2 separate regions of the Homo sapiens genome follow, and region 2 is linked to region 1. The links are chromatin contacts, found by Hi-C or POLR2A ChIA-PET in ENCODE. All regions are on one chromosome and are shown on one strand. The core of a region is the stretch at or near the end of the contact, and the rest is flanking DNA. Distances in the headings are between cores, read along the strand shown.

Region 1 (3,360 bases), core at 46-2,545:
TTACAGGCACCAGCCATTGTGCCCGGCCCTCGTTCCCAATTTCTAAGGCCCACCCTTAGTTAGAAATAAATCTTTTCTTTTTTTTTTTTTTTTTTTTTTGAGACGGAGTCTCGCTCTGTCGCCCAGGCTGGAGTGCAGTGGCAGGATCTCGGCTCACTGCAAGCTCCGCCTCCTGGGTTGACGCCATTCTCCTGCCTCAGCTTCCCAAGTAGCTGGGACCACAGGCACCCGCCACCACGCCCGGCTAATTTTTTTGTATTTTTAGTAGAGACAGAGTTTCACCGTGTTAGCCAGGATGGTCTCGATCTCCTAACCTCGTGATCCGCCCACCTCGGCCTCCCAAAGTACTGGGCGCGTGAGCCACCGCGCCCGGCTAAATCTTTTATTTTCGATTTTTTTTTTTTTTTTTTTTTTGAGACGGAGTCTCGCTCTGTTGCCCAGGCTGGAGTACAGTGGCGAGATCTCGGCTCACTACAACCTCTGCCTCCCAGGCTCAAGCGGTTCTCCTGCCATAGCCTCCCGAGAAGCTGGGATTACAGGCGCGCACCACCACGCCCGGCTAATTTTTGTATTTTTAGTAGAGGCGGGGTTTCACCATGTTACCCAGCCTGGTCTCGAACTACTAACCTCAAGTGATCCGCCTGCCTCGGCCTCCCAAAGCACTGGGATTACAGGCGTGAGCCACCGTGCCCGGCCTCTTTTTGATTTTTGCACGAAACGACTCCGGCTGTATACCCACTGCTGTCACTTGCTGCCCTGTCCAAGGAGTGCTGCCGGACTGGGGAGTCTGTCTGACTCAGAATCGAAGGCGGGGGTTAAAGACCAGCTAGGCCATAGAGGAACGGAACAAATCACGCCTAACCCAACAAGCATCTGAACCTACAGGCAGCCCTAGATACCTACACGAGCAACACCCGGGAAGCAGGAGTCAGATGGACTGCGGGTCGCTGACCACTGCCTTGCCCACCCCCGCGCATGCGCGACGACCGCACCAGCGCCAGAGGAGTCCCACGCCAAGCAGCCCCAGACATCGTGGGAGGGCGCCGTCTTCTCGCGCATGCGTTAGCGCCCGCGCATGCGCGCCCTCGGCAGCTGTCTTTCCTTATTAGCCCTTTGCTCTCCTCAAGCGCGACCCGGACCCCGAACGCTGGACGCCTCAACTGCGACCCTCACTCCACACTTCTCACCTTGCGCCCGGTTTTCTCCCGTAGGGCCTTCAGCCGTTCCTTTCGCCGCAACGCCTCTTCCTCTAGCCGGCCCACACCAGCCGTAGTTGCCTCCATCTTGCCCGCGTACGCCCCTCCTTTTCTCCCGTCTTGCATCGCGCAGGCCTAAGGAGAGTGGATAAATGTCTCGCGGCCAATCCAAGGACGAGAATGAGAGACTGGGAGGTCCTGAAAGCCAATCAATGCGGGGTTATTATGGGCGAGCCCTCCCCGCCTTGCCCCGCCCCGCCCCGCCCCGCCCTTATTCTTCCGGACAACTTGCCTAGTGGGTGGGGAGCCAGCAAAAAAAAAAAAGAAAAAAAAAAAAGCTAAGGCTCGATTTATCCAACGCTGATCAGTGAAAGAGCAGCAAGTGGAATTCAGACCTGAGAGAAGGAGAAAAGAGTGCGTCGATCGCTCCGGTTTTGCCCAAGTACTAACCACACTAATCACTCCATGCTGGCCTCTTGGAATGCCCTGACTCATCCTTGTCCACTTGACCTGACAAGGCTCGAATGCCTTCAAGAAACCTTCCCTGGGCCGGGCGCGGTGGCTCACGCCTGTAATCCCAGCACTTTGGGAGGCCGAGGAGGGCGGACCACGAGGTCAGGAGATGGAGACCATCCTGGCCAACATGGTGAAACTCCATCTCTACTAAAAATACAAAAATTAACTGGGCGTGGTGGCGCGTGCCTGTAATCCCAGCTACTCGGGAGGCTGAGGCAGGAGAATCGCTTGAACCAGAGAGGCGGAGGTTGCAGTGAGCCGAGATCGTGCCACTGCACTCCAGCCTGGCAGCAGAGCAAGACTCCGTCTCAAAAAAAAAAAAAAAAAAAAAAAAGCCTTCCCTGATCCTCCACTTCGATCCCACCCTAATACAAGGTATGACTTACACCTCTGCAGCTGTCAGTGGCTCCCCGGACTCACCTGACAAGCGCCCCTAAGCCCCTCTGTGACCACTCTCAGCTCAGACAAAGCCTGCACAGTGAGGGGGACCTGACTGTATGGCTGTTTCCCTCTGGACTCAAAGATGATCCCCTCTCATTCCCATCCCCTCCTGGAGCAGCAAAGTCCTCAGGGTCAAGTTACCTTTCCCGGGGAAGAGCAAACCCCAACCTGGGTCCAGTGGGCCTCAAGTACTGCCCCCAATCCCCAGCTTAGAAAGACTTGGGGTGGCCTCGACTGCAAGTCGCCACAAGATTCATGGCTACCCAGCAGAAGCTGCCAGAGTCTTCTTTCCTGCATGAACTAGAGTGTCCTGATAACCGCGAGACCACTTAGGCTGAAGTCAAGATATTCTTTCAGTATGTGGGGGTCCCCAAAGCCACACCCCCTCTCACTTGGGAATAGGAGACCATGCCGCCCCCTCTCCACCTCCACTGCCAGGGGACAACTAGCCTCTTAGGCTGTTCCCTCCCTGAGTCTTCCCTTCCCAAGCTGGCTACAGGTGGACATCCACTCTTCCCCTTCCAACTCCCTTCAGAGGCCCATGGGCCACAGACTGCAGATCTAGCCCTCCCTTCACTAACCCTCTTGTCCTCACTAACCTGGGTCTGTCTAAGCCTTCTTCCCTGTAGTGGATGGGTTGCTCTGCCAAGGCCTGGCATGCAGTTTGGAGGTGCTCAGGAAACCTCAGCTCAGAGCTATGATGGATGAAGCAGGACAAAAGGCCAGAGGTGAACCAAGAAGCTGGGAGAACAAAACAGGACAGGGTCTCTGTTGTCTTGGCCAACCAAGGTCTAGGAGTCTCCAGACTGGTCAACTCCTGGAACGAGTAGCACCCCTCTGGGCCCAGAAAACTTCTCCCCAGCCCCAACAAAGAGCCTGATCCCTGCCCAACACCAGGGGTTGGGTCCCTGCCACCATCACCCCGTGCCCCTTTCCCCGTGTCCAGACTGTGAGGTAAGGGGATGGGGAAGGGGGCACGGGGTGATGGTGGCAGGGACCCAAAAAAGAGTCAGTCAAGCCTGGGTCCCTGCCCCTGCTGCCCAAGTGGTCCTCATTTGGTCAACTTGGGCCTCAGTTTCTCCATCTGTAAAACAGAGCCGGCCGGGTGCGGTGGCTCATGCCTATAATCCCAGCACTTTGGGAGGTCGAGGCGGGTGGATCATGAAGTCAGGAAATCCAGACCATCCTGGCTAACACGGTGGAACCC
Region 2 (3,444 bases), core at 138-2,637, 2.0 Mb after region 1:
GCCCCCAGGTCACTCGCCCTGGGGCCACATCAGAACCCGCCCATCCCCAGTCCCAGGAGGAAGACCCGGGAGTAGGTTGTGAAACGGAGTCTAGAGGGAACAAGACGCTCACCTGGGCCACAGAACAATAGAAGGGGAGGTGGGGGCCTCCCCTGGGACCGGGTCCCGATCCGGATTAGATCCGTGGGGCAGGATTAGCCCTGTTGGTCCCACGAAGCCTGGGCCACTGGTGCGGTGACGGTGGTGGGGCGGGCTTCGGAATCCGTCAGGAGGGAAGCGCGCCCGTGGGGCCGGAGAGGAAGTAAACCCGCGCGTCCACCTCGGGGACACCCCCGCGCTCGGTGGCCTTTGTCCGGTGACGCTGCCAGCGCCCGGAGCACCAGGGGCCGAAGGGGTCCACAGAGCAGCCGCGGGACCCCCGGAAACCCATTGCGACCGGCCCCAGGAGACCCACCACCAGGCTCCCACTGTGCCGAGCTTCCCGCTCGCCCGGCCCCGCGGGTAGCGAAAGCGACAATGTTCCCCTGAGGCCACGACAGAGCCGGCGTGCCGAGATGCCCAAACCCCGCGCGGGGGCCAGCGACTCTCGCGCCAGTAGGCCCTTGACTTGGATCAAGACGGGGGACGGGGGACTCCCAGGACGCGAGCAGAGTGAACGAGGACAAGGTGATGCTCCACGCGCTTCTACTTCAAGTCTGGTCCGGTTCGGCCTGGTCTGGGCCAGCCGAACAGCCACCCAAACACTATCACAGCTTGCCCTTCCGCTTGCTCTGGCTGCCTGCAGACTTGGAGCCATTTTAAGGAGAAACCACCTGGCCACGCCCCCTAGAGAACCCGAGAAGCCAATCCACGCTCGGCCACGCCCCTCTCCGCGCGCTGCGGAGAGGCCAACGGTCGCGCGGGTGACGGTTAGGGCGGGGCGTGCTTCCGCGTCTAGCCGGAGAAACTTGAGCCGGCTGCCCCGCCCACGGTGCCCGAAGCCCCAAAGGCTGGAATTAGGGGCTAGAAGTCTGGCACCCACCGCCTGGCCAGGTGTTCGGGACGCGACCAGGTGGGCGGTCGCCCCGCCCCGGGAGCGCGGCTTAATAGCTGAGAGCCCGGGGGCCAGGCCGCGGCTGCGGCCCAGGCAACGCCCTGAGGGTGGCCACGCTGCCAGGTGTTCCACTCCCCCGGGACTATGGGCAAGGGCCCGGGGCGGGGAGGGCGGCAGGTGCTGACACTGGAGCTGCGCCGGAGGTCGGGGAACTCGGCCTCCTAAGACTGAGGACACTCGCCTGCTGGGCCGGTCGAGCTGTGCGGTGCCCTCCGGGACGCAGGGGGCGCTGCAGCCACGCTGGGTCAGGCTCCGCAGGGCCCTCCCAACCCGGGGACTAACGGCGCCGGTGACGACTTCGCCGCGCGTTGGTCAGCCATGGCCACCGCTCTCGCGCTACGTAGCTTGTACCGAGCGCGACCCTCGCTGCGCTGTCCGCCCGTTGAGCTTCCCTGGTGAGCTTGGACCCCGCGCCCTCGACCATCCAGCCCCCTAGGGCCGGCGACTGCCAGCCCAGCACCTTCCGGCCTCTCGGGCTGCCCGGCCCGGCCCCGCGCCCCTGACCCTTTCCCTCCGCAGGGCCCCGCGGCGAGGGCATCGGCTCTCGCCGGCGGATGACGAGCTGTATCAGCGGACGCGCATCTCTCTGCTGCAACGCGAGGCCGCTCAGGCAATGTACATCGACAGCTACAACAGCCGCGGCTTCATGATAAACGGAAACCGCGTGCTCGGCCCCTGCGCTCTGCTCCCGCACTCGGTGGTGCAGTGGAACGTGAGTCCTGGCCCGCAGTGTGGAAACTGAGGCCCAGAGTCACAGGCCCTCACCCTGCTTGGTCCCTGCAAACTTGGCTTTCCTCTGTCTCCTCCTGCAGTGGATGGAGATGGGGAGAGGCTGCGTGGATTTGTCGTATTAAATGTGCCTCCTCCCTGCACAGGTGGGATCCCACCAGGACATCACCGAAGACAGCTTTTCCCTCTTCTGGTTGCTGGAGCCCCGGATAGGTACTGGGGAAGGGGAGGGAGAACAGAGGTGTTCTGGGCCCCAGAAGGCGACCCCCACTGCAGCCTCTCAACAGAACTGTAGACTAGCCACACCCACCCTTCCCTAGAGATCGTGGTGGTGGGGACTGGAGACCGGACCGAGAGGCTGCAGTCCCAGGTGCTTCAAGCCATGAGGCAGCGGGGCATTGCTGTGGAAGTGCAGGACACGGTGAGTCCCGGGACTGGGGCATGCTGCGGGGAGCACAGGCCTGGCGCTAGACAGGCTGATGCTGGCCTTTTCTTTGCAGCCCAATGCCTGTGCCACCTTCAACTTCCTGTGTCATGAAGGCCGAGTAACTGGAGCTGCTCTCATCCCTCCACCAGGAGGGACTTCACTTACATCTTTGGGCCAAGCTGCTCAATGAACCGCCAGGAACTGACCTGCTGACTGCACTCTGCCAGGCTTCCCAATGCTTTCACTCTTATCTACCCTTTGGCACTTATCTTGCTTATCAACATAATAATTTATACACTTCTCCCATTTTGTATCAGGTGTGTTGCTGGCCAGGAGCTGATGGCTCACTGGGCTCTTGGAGGGGAATGTGAAGAAACCAAGGAGTCACTTTTTCATCTAGATTACTTAGGATTCCTTGACTTTTCAGAAGTCGGGAAGCAGTATGTTTGCCTGTTGTAGACCTACTTGCTCACATGCAGATTTGAGAGGACCTCAACGGCTTTTCTCACAAAATCGCTGATTGTTTTTCTTTTTTTGAGATGGAGTCTCGCTGTCGCCCGGGCTGCAGTGCAGTGGCGTGATCTTGGCCCACTACAACCTCCACCTCCTGGATTCAAGCGATTCTCGTGCCTCAGCCTCCTGAGTAGCTGGAATTAGAGGCCCCTACCACTACACTGGGCTTTTTTTTTTTTTTTTTTTTCTGGAGATGAGTCTTGCTCTTTCGCCAGGGTGGAGTGCAGTGGCGCAGTCTCAGCTCACTGCAACCTCCGCCTCCTGGGTTTCAGTGATTCTCCTGCCTCAGCCTCCTGAGTAGCTGGGACTAGAGGTATGCATCACCACGCCCAGCTAATTTTTGTATTTTTAGTAGAGAAAGGGTTCACCATGTTGGCCAGGATGGTCTCGAACTCCTGATCTCAAGTGATCCACCTGCCTCCCAAAGTGCTGGGATTACAGACGTGAGCCAATGTGCCTGGCCGAGAGAGATTCAAGTTAGGGAATATATATGTGTGTTGACCTGGTCCTATATGGCCAAGCTATGGGCTAGCAGGATGCCCTGTGTATGCCAGTCCCAGGGCTTGTTCTTTGACCCCTTGGGAGCCAGAGTCAGATGCTCAGTGTGAGACTGAAACCCCAAGAGCCATAGCTATAGCTATAGTCAGCTGTTTTGTGAGCAGCCTCAGGAGGAACTTTTTGG

Evidence for each region. A loop is a pair of places that touch in the nucleus more often than their neighbours do. ChIA-PET counts read pairs that join two places held with the same protein, here RNA polymerase II (POLR2A). Pooled maps may share reads with other maps.
Region 2: a pooled map shows a loop between it and region 1 (7-fold over the local background). The contact joins the promoter of NDUFAF3 here to the promoter of CCDC12 in region 1. A Hi-C loop is called at or near these places in 1 of 168 maps with a recorded cell type or tissue (CD8-positive, alpha-beta T cell) and 6 of 50 pooled maps. POLR2A ChIA-PET finds 5 or more read pairs at or near these places in 1 of 52 experiments (CD8-positive, alpha-beta memory T cell).

What each region holds. Positions count from the first base shown.
Region 1 is chr3:46,975,450-46,978,809 of GRCh38, forward strand. It overlaps CCDC12 (coiled-coil domain containing 12), which reads right to left and starts at 1,296. Exons shown (of 7, transcript NM_001277074.2): 1 at 1,188-1,296. The coding sequence starts at 1,283. RefSeq lists enhancers at 1-482, 483-1,184, 1,009-1,318, 1,888-2,588 and a silencer at 1,409-1,548.
Region 2 is chr3:49,020,734-49,024,177 of GRCh38, forward strand. NDUFAF3 (NADH:ubiquinone oxidoreductase complex assembly factor 3) reads left to right here and starts at 1,388. Exons shown (of 5, transcript NM_199069.2): 1 at 1,388-1,488; 2 at 1,613-1,805; 3 at 1,969-2,035; 4 at 2,143-2,243; 5 at 2,323-2,762. The coding sequence starts at 1,412. The coding sequence ends at 2,439. It also overlaps a transcript of DALRD3 not described here. RefSeq lists an enhancer at 475-1,244 and silencers at 760-962, 999-1,188, 1,409-1,508, 1,549-1,668, 1,729-1,778.